Regions from separate parts of the Homo sapiens genome. Here region 2 is linked to region 1. The links are chromatin loops, found by intact Hi-C in ENCODE. Cell type or tissue: Calu3. All regions are shown on one strand. Each heading gives the region's core, and the rest is flanking DNA. Links, peaks and the distances in the headings are about the cores only.

What was found. Hi-C counts contacts between places; a loop is a spot of excess contacts. Peaks named below come from ENCODE experiments on the same cell type or tissue, not always from the same donor. Only the 100,000 strongest peaks of a DNase experiment are listed, where the experiment ranks them.
Region 2: it touches region 1 in a loop (10-fold over the local background); 11 of 110 quality-filtered maps call a loop at or near these places.

Annotation. Positions count from the first base shown.
Region 1 is chr7:83,069,502-83,078,035 of GRCh38, forward strand. All of the region lies in intron 3 of PCLO (piccolo presynaptic cytomatrix protein), which reads right to left. Among named protein-coding and RNA genes, the nearest start is that of PCLO, 89 kb to the right of the region's middle. In Calu3, for the core only: no CTCF peak of the experiment used is centred there; no DNase peak of the experiment used is centred there.
Region 2 is chr7:82,805,544-82,814,077 of GRCh38, forward strand. PCLO (piccolo presynaptic cytomatrix protein) reads right to left here. Exons shown (of 25, transcript NM_033026.6): 21 at 145-286. Among named protein-coding and RNA genes, the nearest start is that of PCLO, 350 kb to the right of the region's middle. RefSeq lists an enhancer at 1-810. In Calu3, for the core only: a CTCF peak has its summit at 5,313 (motif pointing right); no DNase peak of the experiment used is centred there.

The DNA.
Region 1 (8,534 bases), core at 1,877-6,876:
AAAAAGAATTACCTTTGAAATTTCACATAAATTTTAAGTTTTAAAGTCAAGTTATACATGTACTTTTACATATACACACGTATTCTAAAACAGGAATATTAACATTTATTTTACAGGATTGTTGTGCAGAGAAAGATAATGAATGTAAAGTGCTTAGTTCAGTGCCTAGGACATAGTAAGTTTTTAATAAATATCTCAATATATAAATACACATGATCATAAATGTCACTCTTTATATTCTTGGCTCTTCACAACATACTCTAAAGATTCTCCACCTCCCCCACCCCACCCCCCCGCCCACACACACACACACACACACACACACAAAGACTGATGATATAAAACAATAATGGAAGTGAAAAGAACCCATGAGGGAGGAGGGAAAAGTACACCTTCGAGCCCTGTGGTGGTTTTAAAGATATGCTGACCAATTCTTTGATACTTCTTCCCTCAAGAGGTGAAGCTTGATTGCCTTCTTGAGTGTGGACTGAACTTAATGACTCACTTCTAAGAATTGGTTATAGAAGATATGATGGGATATCACTTCTGAGATTAGGTTATAGAAAGACTGTGGCTTCCATCTTGGGCTCACACTCTCTCATGCACGTGCTCTCTCACTTCAATTTCTCTCTCTGGGAAAAGCCATATTGGAAAAAACTCTACAGAGAATCCCATGTGGTGAGGAATGAAGCCTTGTGCCAACAGTAATGTCAGTGAGTCTGGAAGTAGAACCTCTAGCTCCAAGTAATTTTCAGAGACTACAGCCAAGACCAACAGCTTGACTGCAACCTCACGAGGGACCTAGAGCAAGAACAACCTTCTTCCGACATTCTTGATTCTCAATAACTGGGGAAAGTAATAAATGCTTGCTCTTCTACGTTTTGTGGTTTTTTTTTTTTTTTTGGAGACCAAGTCTCGCTCTGTCACCCAGGCTAGAGTGCAGTGGCGTGATCTCAGCTCAGTGCAAGCTCTGCCTCCCGGGTTCACGCCATTCTCCTGCCTCAGCCTCCCGAGTAGCTGCGACTACAGGTGCTGCCACCGTGTCCGGCTAATTTTTTTGTATTTTTAGTAGAGACGGGGTTTCACCATGTTAGCCAGGATAGTCTCCATCTCCTGACCTTGTGATCCGCCCGCCTCGGCCTCCCAGAGTGCTGGGATTACAGGCGTGAGCCACTGCACCCAGCATTTTGTGGTATTTTTACACAGTAATTTGTTACACAGAAATGGACAACTAAAACACACACTAAACAGTGACAACAGAAACTGATCCAAATAAATGATGATGGAATGAGACCAGAAAACAGGATTTTGGAGTTGTTGTGGACTCAGCCATTTCAACATGGAGCTCCAGCTTTCTGTCTACTTCCTTATTAATTGCTCAAACTCAACTTCTTTAATAAAGTCTAATATTATTTATCACCATTCTACTCATCTCTTAAATGACTCCAGTGGACAAATGTAAGTATCATTATTGCTGATATTTATGTTTTAATTTAATTTTCTTTTTCTATTTTTTTTTTTGGATTTGAAAAGTTTTTATTGTGATAAAATACATGTAACATGAAATATGCCATTTTAACCAGTTTAAGTGTATAATTCAATGGTGTTAATTATATTCACACTGTTGTGCAGCCCTCACCACTATCTGTTTTCAAATCTTTTCCATCACCCTAAACACAGACTTTGTGACCTTTAGGCAGTAACTCCCTATTCCTCTCTTCTCCCAGCCCTTTGTCACCTCTAATCTACTTTCTGCCTCTATGAATATGTGTTTTCTAGATATTTCATGAAACTACTAAAACTGTTTTAAAGTATTTCTTAAATGTGACAATAGTTATATCTTCTTATATGCGGTACTATTTTCTTTCCATATAATGGTTGTTAGATTGAGAGACCTTTTAAACATTAAAATGAATGTATTCATTGCACTTGAAATCATCTATCAGTTTGGAAAGAGATTTGGTAACTGCTTCTAAGTGGCTCACTCTTCAAGTAATAAAACATTGCCACATTTCACAACACCTATTCATTATTTTAATCTCAATATCTCTGTTCTTCTCCCTCACCCTCTCTTTCTCTGTCATTCCCTCTCCAGTCAGGCAGATGGGAGCACAGTGCTTTTTAATTAGACAATAATCAAATGCTGTCACTAATAATACATCATGAATCTTTCCATTACTACTAATGAAAAGAAGCTTTCCGTGGGTGAGAGTGGGGAAGAACAAAAGTTAGAAGGATATATATTTTTTCTCCTTTTGAATGAACTTTCAAATAAATACACAAACAATATACTGATCTTTATTTGGTCATGTTGTTGGAAGATGAATGATTAAAGAAAATACTCTTCAAAGAACCTCATCAATAATTACATATATCTGACTTTAGAGTACAATTCTGCTTAAGATCTATCTGAAATGTAGGAGGAGAGCTATAAAACATTGAATATTTTTTACATGGAAGATAATTCACTTATTCTCTGCTGAATATGTGATTCAAACAGGTTATGTTATTCAAATTTCTTATTTTAAGTTTAATTTATATTTTGTTTGTTAAAATAATAGCTTAATGTAAATTGAAGAAACATTTTCTAAAAAACAATTATTTATCATTGCTCCCTAGATTCTTATAATAGTTACATGATAATGATTTTGTTGTTGTGATTCTGTTGTTATTTCTAGCAACAATGCTTCATAAGAAAAATGTATGAGAAAATGTGTGAGATGTATGCATGTATGAGAATTTCAACATGAAAACCACTTAAGTATTTTATGAAGAACACATATTTTAGAATAAAAACTTGACTACTTAAAGATAACACTTTATACAACTGCCAAAACCTAACAAAATTAGAATAAAAAAGTCCTTTTTTATTTAAAAAATAATATTATCCAAAATTTCTCATGTTATTTTTCTTCCTTTTGCATCTAAAATAGGATGAATTAGTCCTATGGCCCCTTCTTTTACCACACTCGTCACCAAAAGTTTTGTATTTACATTCCTATGTCTTCAATTGTATGTAAGAAATTGGGGAAAAATGAATTGAGAAAAGAGATAATGATTCCAGTCTTGACTTTGCCATTATCTCTGAGACCTTGGCCATATTACCTCATTTTTCTGGGAGTCACCTTATTCAGCTACCAAATTAAGATTTGTACCAGTTTCGTTCAGCTACAGCATTTTATAAGTCTCAGATATGATATCCAGATCTTATATCTCCTGAATGCCAAAGCTTCCAGTATTCCTCTGTATCTATACATGTTTCCACTTGCTGATGCCTCACAGTCAAACTTATTCAAACTAATGAATCAGCTCTTATCTATGTAGCCATTCTCTGCTTTCCCTGATCAGGACATTATAATTTTCCATTATCCAGACTTGGGAATCCATAATTGCTTGACTCCTTCCTTCCTTTTACCTTCAACATCAAATCAGTTGCAAAATGGTTTCTCTTTCTGTCTCTCTGTCTCTCTCTGTCTCCCTCTCCCTTCCCTCTGTCTGTTTTACTAGTCTATTACCTTCAAAATTTCATCTCCACCATGCTATTTCTGATCTTTATTGCTACTCACTTGGACAATTGTTAAGGTTCCAATTTTATGTCCCTGCGGACAGCCTCCCTGCCATCTAGTGATAGCTGGAAATATTACAAGAAGGCAGGAATAATGCCATTCTCACCTATAGTATATAAGATAATATACAATATTAAAAAATTAGAGATGTCAGTTTACCCAAACTTTTGAATATCTCATAAATTAGTTAAAATTACAGCCCATTAAAATTATGGTTAAACTAACAGCCATCATAATATAATGTGGAGCAAATATTTTCCTAGCTTATGAATCATTCTCAGAAAACCTTATTGAGTACATTCAATGTACCAAATACTGTGCTAGATGTTAAGAAAAGAGAGATAATATTTTCTGCCTTTAAGAGCCTACTGCCTTGTAGAGAAGATAGAAATGTAAACAAAGATAAATGGCAATATGAATAGAACAAAATCCTGCATTGGAGGAGAAACATACATTATGCTTGATATTTAGCTTTTTGCAGCTTCAATTACCAAGAAAGAACATTTGTAATGCAAACAAAGCTGCTGCCCTCTATTTATCTTGTTACTTTGTTGTAAGAATTTAGTGAAACATATTAATTCTAAATTGCTTAGGAAGTACCTAGTATTACTGTAATGCAACTACAGATGCTGTGATATTATAATTTTGAAGCTGAAATTCAGTTTTATTTTTAATTTTTAATAAAACTAAAGCTATTAAAAACTATTTTAACATAAATTTTTTTAATTTTTAGTAAATATTTTATTACAATATTTAATTTTAATAATAAAAATTTTTTATTGAAATCATGATCATGCAATCAAACTATATGTGGAGATTCCAGGTAAAAAGAACTTCAGAGCAATTAAAACAAGTCCCATTTAGATATTTGTTTCTAAAACTTCTACAATTAAATCTCAATACCATTTGGGGGGTACTAAATATAGAAAATTAATTCAGCATACTATTAAATACAAATTAAACACATATAATTGTGGAAAAGAACCTTATCTTTCTAGTATATGTCTAGGCTAACACTTTATAATTGCAAGGAAACCATAAGGAATTTCAAGACAACTCATTATTAAAATAATTTTCTCATTATATCCTTGTAAAATTTCTAGTATCTAATGTGTGAAATACATTTACTATTTTTTATTACAAGGTTCATTCAGGCCAGGAAAGAGTGAGAGAGAGGGAGAGACAGAAACAGAGAGAGACAAAGAGACTCCTAATAGACATCCGGATAACTACATTTGTTTCATAGGTAAAAACTGATCCTCTAGACACACAAAAGTTAGTACATCCTAGAATTATTTGTACTAAGGAATTTCGTTGACCTGTCTGAGGAACATTATGATATAAATTACCTTTGATAAAAATCTAGTGAGGCCCAATTATGTAAAAGTATATCCAGATAAAATGCCCAGATAGGCTGCATGGACACCTATGAGACGTAGAATGAGTGTCAAAGAACAGTGTCTACTGATCTGATCCACACCAGCCATTAAAATCTTTTAAAGGAACTTTTCTCATGGAGAAACTTAATGGAACAATGATTGATGAATTTCTTTTTATTTTACACGTTCAGTGGTATAGGCCAATGTGGGAAAATTAGATGAATTGTCACTAGATATTTGAAAATCATAAAATAACTAACAAAAGGTGATACTTCAAAAACAAACAAACATTAAAATCCATCTGCTTGGAAAAAGAGAATATTCTTGATCCAAATACTGCATGAAGCACATACTTCACACTCTGGCCTTTGCCATTTGTGTATTCACAGGAAGAAAGGAGAAACATACCACTAATGAAAGAAAAATTTCTTTAGGTTTTATAGCCTGAACAATAACCAAATATCTACTGAGTTACTTTAATAAGGTGGTAATCACAAAATATCACCTAAAGAAATGTAAGCAAAAACACAAATCTTAGTGGTCTCTAGCTGAAGGATAAAATCAATCCAATAAACAGTTGAATAAAGTACATCTGAAACTACTCCTTGATCATGTCACCACGTTAGTATTTTGAGTCCCTTAGAGACCCTTGCTGAAATCCTACTGTACTTAACAAAATGTACCGGTTTGAAAAAGAGGTTCATTTGTTACTATCAAACCTAAAAAGACACGTAAAAATTGAGAGATATCACCAAGTATAAGTGCTAAGTAGTATCGAGACATTTTATGGAATAGAAGACAGAGTTTCTAAGGACTATTTTCTTTTTTATCTATGACAACTTTTAACTTGATAGATTTGGATGAGGAGTCAGTCAGGCAAGAGTATAGTTGGTCCATTTCTGAGGACCTCAGTGAGATTAGGCCTTGCTCAATTATAACAGGTGTCACTTAGATGAGTTGGTCTTTTGTTTCGCACTTTCACCCCAAAGAAACCTGAATTCTAAACTGAATTCTAAACATTTTTAATATACAAAATGACTGCAGTAAAGATAGTAAACAGCAAAAATCCATGAGTTCTAAAACATGACAAGTGTTGTTTCTGTCCAAACTAAATTAAATGACACTAAGGACTGATAGGATCAAAGTAGAATATTACTTTGAAATAGTCCCTAGACTTTTAATGCATTTTTAAACCCTACACATCAAAACAGTAAGTCACAGTGATGTTCTCTGTGTAATGACAAGTTAAAATTTCGGGAAATTACTCATATGTATATACACACATACACACACATATAAATACCTTGATTTAATATGATTATGACATTTTAAATAATTATAAATATTAGCACATAAAGCCTACTTAATTTAAGTCTTCTAAACACATGTAATATGTCTAAGGGATTTTCTTTGATATATCTTTTATAGTTTACCAGGAAATAGGAGGTAGAAATGAAAGACAATAATGTGTGTAAGCAAAGAGTGTTAAAGAATTTTACACAGGAAAACTTTTTTTCACTTGCAGACCATTTTAAATATAATAAACCATAATTTTACTATAAATATTGAGAATGAATTAAAAATTGATGGCTAGTAATGCTTTGTATTTAATGACTAACACTGTATTATCTCAGCATGCCTCTGCAGACCATTCCTACACACCAGTTTCTTGGATTTAAAAAAAAAAAAAAACTCATACCTTTCGCAAGTCTCCTATAACAGTTCATATTGAAATGTTTATAAATCATTATATTCTCATAATTTATTCTTTCTATGCAGTTTTTCAACAAAAGAATCTTTCAAAGGGTAAATGGTGGAGCCATTCACTTCTTTTTTTTTTTGAGATGGACTTTTGCTCTGGTGCCCAGGGCGGAGTGCAGTGGCAAGATCTCTGCAACCTCCAGCTCCCAGGTTCAAGCAATTCTCCTGCCTCAGCCTCCCAAGTAGCTGGGATTACAGGTGCCTGCCACCACACCCAGCTAATTTTTGTATTTTTAGTAGAGACAGAGTTTCACCATGTTGGCCAGGCTGGTCTTGAACTCCTGACCTCAGGTGATCCGCCTGGCTCAGCCTCCCAAAGTGCCGGGATTACAGGCCTGAGCCACCGCACCTGGCAGAGAAATTTCACTTCTTAAAACCTCATGCAAAACATTTGTTTTCTGTTTAATGTTATTTTCCTTTTTTTTTTTTTTTGCAGTTTTTTTTTATTATACTTTAAGTTTTAGGGTACATGTGCACAATGTGCATGTTAGTTACATATTTTCCTTTGGCCAAAACCAAACAAAAAAGCAAATAAACAAACAAATCTCTCTAATCTTTCTAATCCTATGTTTAGCAATGAATGACAATTTTCTGAGGAACATGTGACCTTCCTACCTTTAAGGAGCTATCCAATAATCAGCTCTTAAACCTCTATTTATTCTAGATATAATAAGGTATACATGTGGAATAGTAAACACTATAAATCTAACATGGTTACTCTCGACATTTTTTGAGCATTGCTCTTACATTTAGAGCATAATAGCCTGCTTTAAACAATTAAAAGTATAATAATTTTAAAATTAAAAATGCATTGATATATATATATATTTTGCATATAGCATCTGTATGTAAAACTGCTAAGAGTTTCAGAAACACCTAAAATTCTTTCTTTTTGACTAAAATATGACTATAGTCTACATATAGGAAGCCCTTTTCATAGAAGCTAACATATAGAGTATAGCAAAGAAGTGGTATTTGCTACCTCATGAAAGAGTCCTGCTACCTTTTAATAATTGTTTCCGCTTCTTTGGTCTGTACTGCTCTATTGTTACCTCTTCTCTTTTCCAGCTTGTGTGACAAACAGGTCCAGAGAAGAAGGCAAAGGGCTCGTTCTTAGTCATTAACAATAGGATTCAATTGCAAAGGGGTCATCATAAACTCATGAATGCTTCATAACCTTTCTCATCTACCACTCCTTCCCTGGTCTCGTCCTGACTGCTTTCTGTTGTAGTAGTTGTTGCTGTTGTTATTACTGTTAGACTTTTTAAGTGGTTTCATCATCAAAAAAATAAGTGTGGAAGCCAGAACCAGCTTCTGCCAGACTTCATGCCAAGTTTAAAAAATGAAAACAATGAATAACTCTAACCACAAATAAAAATGCTTAAGGAATACATGCATTATTTTAGTAATAAAGGCAATCAGGTCTAGATAAGGTTCAGTCAAATGAGAAGCACAGATATTTGTTAGTGCCAGGAGGCGTTCTCCCTGTTGTGTTCTGACTTGAGTAGTTTCCAGCTCTCATGGAATCTAATCACACCTGAATTAATCATTTCCACAAATGGATTATTGTTTTCTATAAAAGTCAGCAAAGTGAATATATAAAAAGAAGACTTATTTCAAGGAAGTAACAAGCAGAAAGTCATGAGATTCATCACAATAAATGTTCAAGTTAGAACAGGTAAGTCTAAAAATGCAGACGCTTAATGGGAAATACCCAAATCCTCTCAACAATTGATTGATGGAGAAGGGTAGGACAGAAAAAGGCGGTTAGAGGTCAATTCAAGGTCGGTAATTGCATTTTAAAGCAGTCTATGCAGAGCCATTTCCA
Region 2 (8,534 bases), core at 2,188-7,187, 260 kb before region 1:
TTTACATAGGCATTAACAGTTCAAGTGTCTCAGGGACAATGACTCAGAATTGGGTAATTATCCAGTTATTTCCTGTTAACTGTTGAGAATGCCTTACTCATGATGCTGAGTAAGCTTTGTAGTAACAAAAAGAGACCCACTTACATCCTCGGAATAGGAAATAGATTAGTCTCCCCTGCAGTGCTGCTGCTTCCTTCACTGTCCACGCTATACCCACTGCCAAAGCTGCTGCCCGAGGAGCCGGTGGACACAGAGCTTTCTGCAGGCCGGTGATTGGGAGGCTTTGCTGCATGGTGTGGGAAGATTCAACACCACAGTCAATAAATGAAGCTGACATTGATCTACAAATGCATCATTATACATCTTCTTAATTTACATGTGACAAGAAACAGCTACTGAAGAACTCTACATTTTTCAACCCGCCTTTTCGTTTCCTTTACTGATAATGAATGGTGGCAACAATAAATTATTTTACTGTTTTTATTGGACATCAAGGAAAAGCAATCACCTTTAGGGAAAAACACATTTAATTTTTAGACCAAGTTAAATAGTATGTAACTATGCTACTATTATTATTTTTGTGGTTTCTTTGTACAGTATTGCAAAAATGATATGGTAAATAAAAAGAATTTTGGCTATTTCATGGAGAAAAGAATTTAGAAAGACTTGGGTAGATAGAAATGGCAAGATAAAGAAAATTGCTTATTTTTTTCCTATTACTAGACTATAATCTGTTTTTCTCCTTAGAAACAAAAATGCAAAATAGAATTTTAAGAAGTGATTGAAAATTCTGTTTGTTTGTATGTACCTCTGCCTACTATCTCCAGCAAGGTTTTAAAATTTAAAGATATTTGTTTCTTTTCAGGCATTTCCTAGTTTATCATTGAGACTTGTCTCAAGAATTTCCTAAGTTTGATATTTGAATATAAGAATCCATATTCCCATACAGACATTACAAATTTGTGCAATAAATTATGCAGTAGGGGTATAGTACTAATATTGTTGTCAGATTTGAGAAGAAATTTTGATGCAAAAAGAAGGAAGATAAGGCAAGTGTTTCCCTGATTTTGCTGGGGAGAAGTTTCTCTAGTAAGTTTTTGAAATCGTTGATATTTGTCTTCCGCCAGAGAGAGTGAACTTTTCGGTCACACCGATCTGGTTTTGACTCCCAACCCACTCTTTAGCAACTGTACACTGCTTTTCTCATTTGAAAACAATGGGAGTCAGTAATGCCTACCTCATAAAATTGTGATTATGAGGAGTGAGATATGTAGGAGCCCAGTAACTTACTCTTCTTCCTCTTGTGATATTATTTGCCACATCACCACTCTTCTCATGGGCTTTACTGTCAACAGCTGTTTCTTACTGTCTTTGAGCTTAAATAGTCTTTGACAATGAATTTAACTCTATTCTCTTCTCAAGGTATCCCCACTCTTCTCAAGGGCTTTACTGTCAACAGCTGTTTCTTACTGTCTTTGAGCTTAAATAGTCTTTGACAATGAATTTAACTCTATTCTCTTCTCAAGGTATCCCCACTCTTCTCAAGGGCTTTACTGTCAACAGCTGTTTCTTACTGTCTTTGAGCTTAAATAGTCTTTGACAATGAATTTAACTCTATTCTCTTCTCAAGGTATCCCCACTCTTCTCAAGGGCTTTACTGTCAACAGCTGTTTCTTACTGTCTTTGAGCTTAAATAGTCTTTGACAATGAATTTAACTCTATTCTCTTCTAAATCTAGATGTGTTCAAACCTACAGTTCTACTTAGAGTCTTTTTTCTTCATAAATGCGTCCCTATCCCATTAGGAGTTTATTAGCCAGTTGGATAGAGTTATACTAATGGGTGAACAGTTGATAATCATTTCACGATCCTAAGATATCTACATATTTCTTAAGGATATGTATAAAAACACAATTATTCTTAATCTGGTGGAATTTTAACCAATATAATAACCACATGAAGTGAAACACATAAACATTGTGTGGGAAACCATTTGAGGACAGGAAATCCACCCTCAGGGTAGCTAGGATCAAGTCTTGCAAAGGATTTAACTTTTCCCCCATTTCTTCACTTTTTCAATTTCGTCGGTAGCAGGTTCTCTAAAGCCACAAGGAATTTTTATATATATTCCAGTGGTAGTAGGATCCCTTCCCGAGAATAGGGAACAAGAAAGAAATTGTTAATAGTTAGTCAATTGTATATCAGATGTGTATAAGTTAGAAACGGCTATTTAGGAAAATGTGTTCCTAACTTATAGACATCTGATATACAATTGACTAATTGAACTGAATGCTGTTAAACAACCAGTCATCAAGGAATTGCTAGTAACCCACAGGACTGGATTTGTGGAAACAGAATAGTTATGTTTCTGAATATTTTCTTTATTTTATGTAGAAGAAACCCAGATGGTGTAGTTAGTGTTAAAAAAAACTTCTTAAAAGAATAATTTTAAAAATGTAAAGGTAATGTGAGTAGGATGTAAAATGATGGACATGTATAAAGTAGATTAAAATGCATAACCTACATAATGAGTCAGATTAGTCAATTGATTATAAACAAAAGAAAGCTGTCATACTTTTTGATGGGATTCTATAATCCAATTCATAATTTTTAGTATGACATTGAATGGAAGACATTAATTTCATCAATTGGAAAATCACAATTTACTATTTTCAAAGATAAACCTTAATTATTAGACACTAATATTCAATCAATTTATATTTATTAAATTAAAATAATTTTAATTCAAGAGCAAACTCACAATGAACAAAAATAGCTACATTATAAAAATGATTTATTATCTATGTTTCAAAATCGTCCATCCTTTGTTTTGTCAACTTTGGTTTTACCTGATGCGATTTTTAGTTCTATTCCTCTTCTGGAAAAGTTGAGAAATGTGTACAGAATATAAAATAGCATAATAAGAAGAAAGAAACAAAGCTAGAAATAAATTTAAGAAAAGACAGGTTTTTTTTCCATCTTGCCAATCTCTTTGAATAGAATTCTCATTTTGAAAGCCTGTGCAAGTGTTGTCAATATTTTAAATGCAAACAAATAACATTTTATAAGAAATATTAAAAAAGAAAACCAAATCCAGGGGACATTTACCTATGATGGAATCAGTCTAACATCTCTGCAAAACATGATTACATCTAAGGTTCTGTCTATGGAAATTTTAGGCAGTTAGAAATTAGGTGAATAATTCAAATGAATCTAGTTATTTGGAGTTATCACAACAAAACATCCGGTGCTGGATTAAATTCTGTATTCTTAACTTGGTATCTAAGTGTAGTGCAGAGATATATAGCCTCACATTTGGTTAGTTTCTGAAAAATGAATTAAATTAAAACACACAACAGATCTTTTCTTCTTGCTGGGCTGTATCTGCATATCATAAAATGTGATAAAACAAAAAATGGAGAGGTTTTGATAAGCTGGTTCTAAGAATCCGTATTTTAATATATCTTTTCCAGATACTTGAAACATGTATTTACTCATTTCTTTCTCTTGAAACAGACTTCAAGAAATAAAACATCAATTCTATTAAATTGAGCTAAATCTGCATAAAGGCAAACTTTTTTTTAACAAATAAAGTGTATTTAGGACTTTATTATCTGAGGCTGGATCTTAGGTAATTTCAAGACATCTAATAATTTCCACCACATTCTTTATTTTGCCTCTCAAAAGAGTTTTTTATTGGTCTGGTCTTTCCAAATATATCTCTTGTAATTCTCCTTCAAACACTTTACATGGAAGCCCTCTCAGTCCATTCACTCTGGCTCCCTTTGGTTTGGCTTTTTTCTTTCCAACTTTACTAAGCTCTCTTTTATCCCATCACTTTCTTGTATCTAAATTAAAGTTATCTGTAAAGGCCTAGCTCAGAAATCACCTGCTTCATGCATTTTTCCTCATTCTCCCATTCAGAAGTGACCTCTCCTATGTCTGGACTCTTGTAGCACATACTCTGTCGTTATTGGAAGCAAAGCCTATGTTTTCTCCTTGGTAACTTCCTTAAAAGCTTGTCCCGGAACCATGTTTGAACAATATTTAATGAATAAGTAATAATAATAATAATACATTAATACTTCTTTCCTTTAACCAATCAAAACATCTGAATGATTTAGTAGATAATTTCACTTTTTAAATCAAGCTTTGTGTTTTATACAAATCATAAATTTCTCAACAAGAAGTCCACTTGATATGGAAGCTTTTTTTCCATGTTCTTTGTCAAAGAAACTTTAGGGAGTCATTTTTTTTAGCTTTTAAAATCAGAGATAACTTTACTCTGTCATACTGTATAGAAAAAGGTGATCATTCAACTATATTTTTTAACCCCAATCTCCCAAAACACTGGTTTGATTGAAGGAAATATTTAATGAGAATACACTAACCATCAGAGATTATAAGCTTATGAATTTCAAAAAGTTCATAATCACAAATATTACATATATATTTAAAATGAAAGTGACAAAAGAAAATAATATGTAGAGTAACATTCTGTGGGAGCCAGCACTATTACAGACTCTAGAACTTGTCCTGATCCCATGTTTGTATGTAGGTAGTTGGAGAGCTCTGGGTTATATTTAAGTGTAATATATCTCTATTTTTTATGTTATTGAGGGAAATAATATTTTAAACACACTAAGTATAATCTTCCATAATTTTATAATTTCAAAATCAAAAATTTAGAAATATTCAACTTCTGCTTTATTCTTCCAACTCTTTTAATTAGAGTTTCAGAAACCAAGGACCTACTATGTGTGAATGTATTACACACCTGTGTATTACATATGAAAAAAGTTTATATAAACATTGAGAGGCTTTTCTTAGTAATAAGATACATCTTTGGGGCCATTTTTTATGAATTACATTTTTGTGTCTACTTTCTTTTTGAAATCTTAAGTGTATTACTAAGTACCAAGTAAAGGAAAGAGTGGATGCTATAAATATATGATAGAATCAGCTCACTCATAGAAAGGGTCCTGTGCCCTAAAAGAATAAATCTTAGAACGTTGAATCATTTTTGTAACTCAATTAATTGAGGGGGCATTTCAGGTAAACAAATGTTACCTTCTGTGATGCAATTCAATCTGTTTTAAATTATTCTTTGACCATTTCACTTTCTTTGGCTGTTAGATGGTTCAACATCATTGTGTTTTATTACTCCATTGTGGCTAACCTTAATTAAATCGGTAGTGTCTCTTTGACTGCACATCTGTCTTCAATTAGTTTGCTCTGTTGGCTTTTCTTCCCTCTACCACACAGTACTTAAATATGCAAAGCTATCACTGTACTTACCACATGATGGCAGCACTTTGCTCTGAGAGCACGGATTAAATTGTAGACTTCACTTTTACTACTTTTATATCACATCCAGTTATCTGAAATTTAAAAGGCAAGGTCTCTGCCTATCCTACTAAATTCCAAAAAATTAGTGTTTGGAATGTAAATAGGTTGCTGTCTATGATGTTCCATTATTGGTTTTATATCTTTGGTCCAGCACAGAGCTATTTCCAAATATTCTGAGGAGTAATTTATTATGTAGGTAGCTTGTACTTTCCCAAATTACTTGGTTAATACAGTAGTAAATATCTTCCTAGATACAGTCTCTAAAATTTTAAGATTAACCGAAATAAAAAGCAATCAATAATTTTGTTTATTCCAATACTTAATGATGGAACGGAAATAACTACCTAGCAGTTTTAGAAATCAAGTATTTGGGAATTTTTACCCCCTGTAGCTAGCTTTAATTTAGCTAGTATTTACTTCAGGTACCTTTCTCCTCTCTTTCTTTGTTTCTTTCTCTGTCCATCCCTCTTTCCTTTCCTTCTTCCCTCCTCCTGTCTCTGTCATCTACCTGTTGTTATTGCTGTTACTGTTTTTGTTTTTTGATATTTTTACTAAAGGGATTTTGCAGTTTTATCTCATGTTTTAATTTTCTTTTGAACGTGGACCTGAAAATTTCAGGTTTTAAGTGTCATTGTGCCAGCATTATTTGGAATGTTTTCCCTTGAATTATGTACAATCACACTTCATGTATGTTTTCTATTACAGTTCAGGGGTTCTAGTTTAAGAAGAGGTACTGCATCTTAAAAGTAATTTAGAAGTTTAATTTTTTTCCAAATCTACTTCAGTATAATTATTATCTATTTGGGAAAATCTAAAGCAAACTGGACACTAGAAAAATGGGCTAGCTTCAATAGAGCTATTTGTAGTTTTCACACACCACCAAATCACAAGTTTTCACAAATACAGGTGTTGAAACTCTGATATCTCTATCAGTCATTTGTAAGTCGTTAGGCATGGAAGTTGAAGGAAGGATGTCATTGACAATTTCTTTTTTAAATGACAAATTATTAGATGACTATTAGTCATTACAGATATATTTTATATATATATGTAAACAATATATCTATTATAAAGGTATGACAAGTCATGAGAAATGGAATGTTGCAGGCTTTTTTCTTATAAAAATAAAAATATTTCCCTTAAGATATGTCATATTCACATAGTAGCTCCTTTTAGAGAAGAAGATGAAGACGGGTTGCCTCCATTTGCTGTGTTCCAGAAAGATGGTAAATCTCGTATATTCACAGTTTTCTCTCTCCATGCACATTGGCCTTATGACTGAATTCTTAATGACATCTTAATGAACAATTTAGTTTGTTTATAATGATTCATTATCTGGCTTTATAGATAATAAGATCAATGATCACTTCAGGAAACAGAAGTAATCGTATAAAACAATGTAACAAATGAAAATGAAGTTAGCTTAACTAATAGCACGGTATAGAGGAATTTTTTCTTACATGAAAAAATACATGTTGGCTCCGTATACTATAATCCTTGCTTTTAAAAGGAAATCATAATGTTGCCTTTTAAGTAGGTCTTCCTTTTTTTGAGGGGTTTTTAGTTCAGAAGTGATTTTGGAAGAAACCACTTAAAATATAGTTTAAGTGAGAATTAAAATTGTATAGTAAATAATGAAAGAAAGTTTGACTAAGACATTATCATAGATGAAAATTAAGAAAGTAAATTCATTTTGTCTTTAATAAATTCAGGCCGTAATTCCAGCTATGTTCGAATAAATAGAATGAAAAAAGAATGTATCCAGTGCTGAGTTCCGGTTTGGTGCTATAAAATGCAAATACAATAATGATCTTTATCTTTAAAAGATTAATAGCATGGGGGATCATATGTGAAAGAAAAAACATTCAATTTTGAGCTACATCAAATTTTCATGGGCGATTTTTAATTTTTCAATCTTCCTTTTATTCTCTTTTGAAGCAGAAGCATTTTCTTTCTTGCTGTTTGCTTGCACTACACTTGCATTAGGCTGTCAGATAGGTATTTCCAACTGACAATTGGAGAAAAAAAAAACTCAAGCAGGAATAAAGACTACTGTAAAACATGCAGGTTTGTTTGAGTAAAAAGTCATTCTAAAAATAGTCATTTTGAAAAAAGTTCTTACATAATCCTGAAACTGTGAGAACTTACATCACGACTGCTTAGATAACAAGAATGCTGTCCTTAAATGGAATCCGAACATTTTGAAAATTCATTAAATTTTGCCCAAATGAAAAAGGTTGAGCACATTTCCAGTTTGTTTTCATATTATTCCAATTTGGTCAATGGCCACGAAGTAAAGAGGAAGTTTGGACAGTTATTTGATAAATGCACGTCTGGTCTCATGAGACCTAACCTCTCTAGCTAATGTCATTAATCTTTCTCCAAACAGATTATATTAATGATCTATTAATCTATAACAATCATTTCATCAATCTTTCTCCAAATAGATCCTTAAAAAATACTTTCTGTCTATATATAGATGGTTATATTGCAGTGGATTGTACAGGTTATGATAGAACCAGAGGCAGAACAAATAAATTATAATTAATTATATTTTCCAGATATTTTTAAACATGATGATGTTTGGTTGCACCTAAATGTAAATCAGTGACCAATTGCATTTTTCTTTTTCCTCTCAGTTGAAGATAGACAAAACTCACTTTTCTGACTCTTCATAATTTTTTCCAGATACCTTTAAATTGATTATTCAATAAATATTACTAGCATGAGAGATTCATGAAGACAGTAATATTTGTCTATTTTGTTTGCTGTAGTATCACCAACACCTTGAAGAGGTTCTGTGACATTATTTGCACTAAAAATAATATCAGCAAATGTATGTAAAAATGATGACCTAATAAAAGTAATTCAGATCATATTTTTCATAAATGATAAGCACGTTTGCAAATATCCTTTTGGCATTAAATATTTTGAAACTCATCAAATTATATACTTGAAATTGAGGATCAAGTATTTCGTAAGAAGCTTTCCATTTTTCCTCAAATTTGAATGAAAGTGATAATCTTCAGTTTTTCTATTGTTATGCCAATACAATTAATTTCCACTATATGGGATCAGTAATGTAGATAATGGAAGATGAAATTAATTGATAATTTATAAACAACTGTTTTTCTATAAATGTTACTTTCAAGATAAGAACAAAAAATTTTATTCTACCTTTATAAC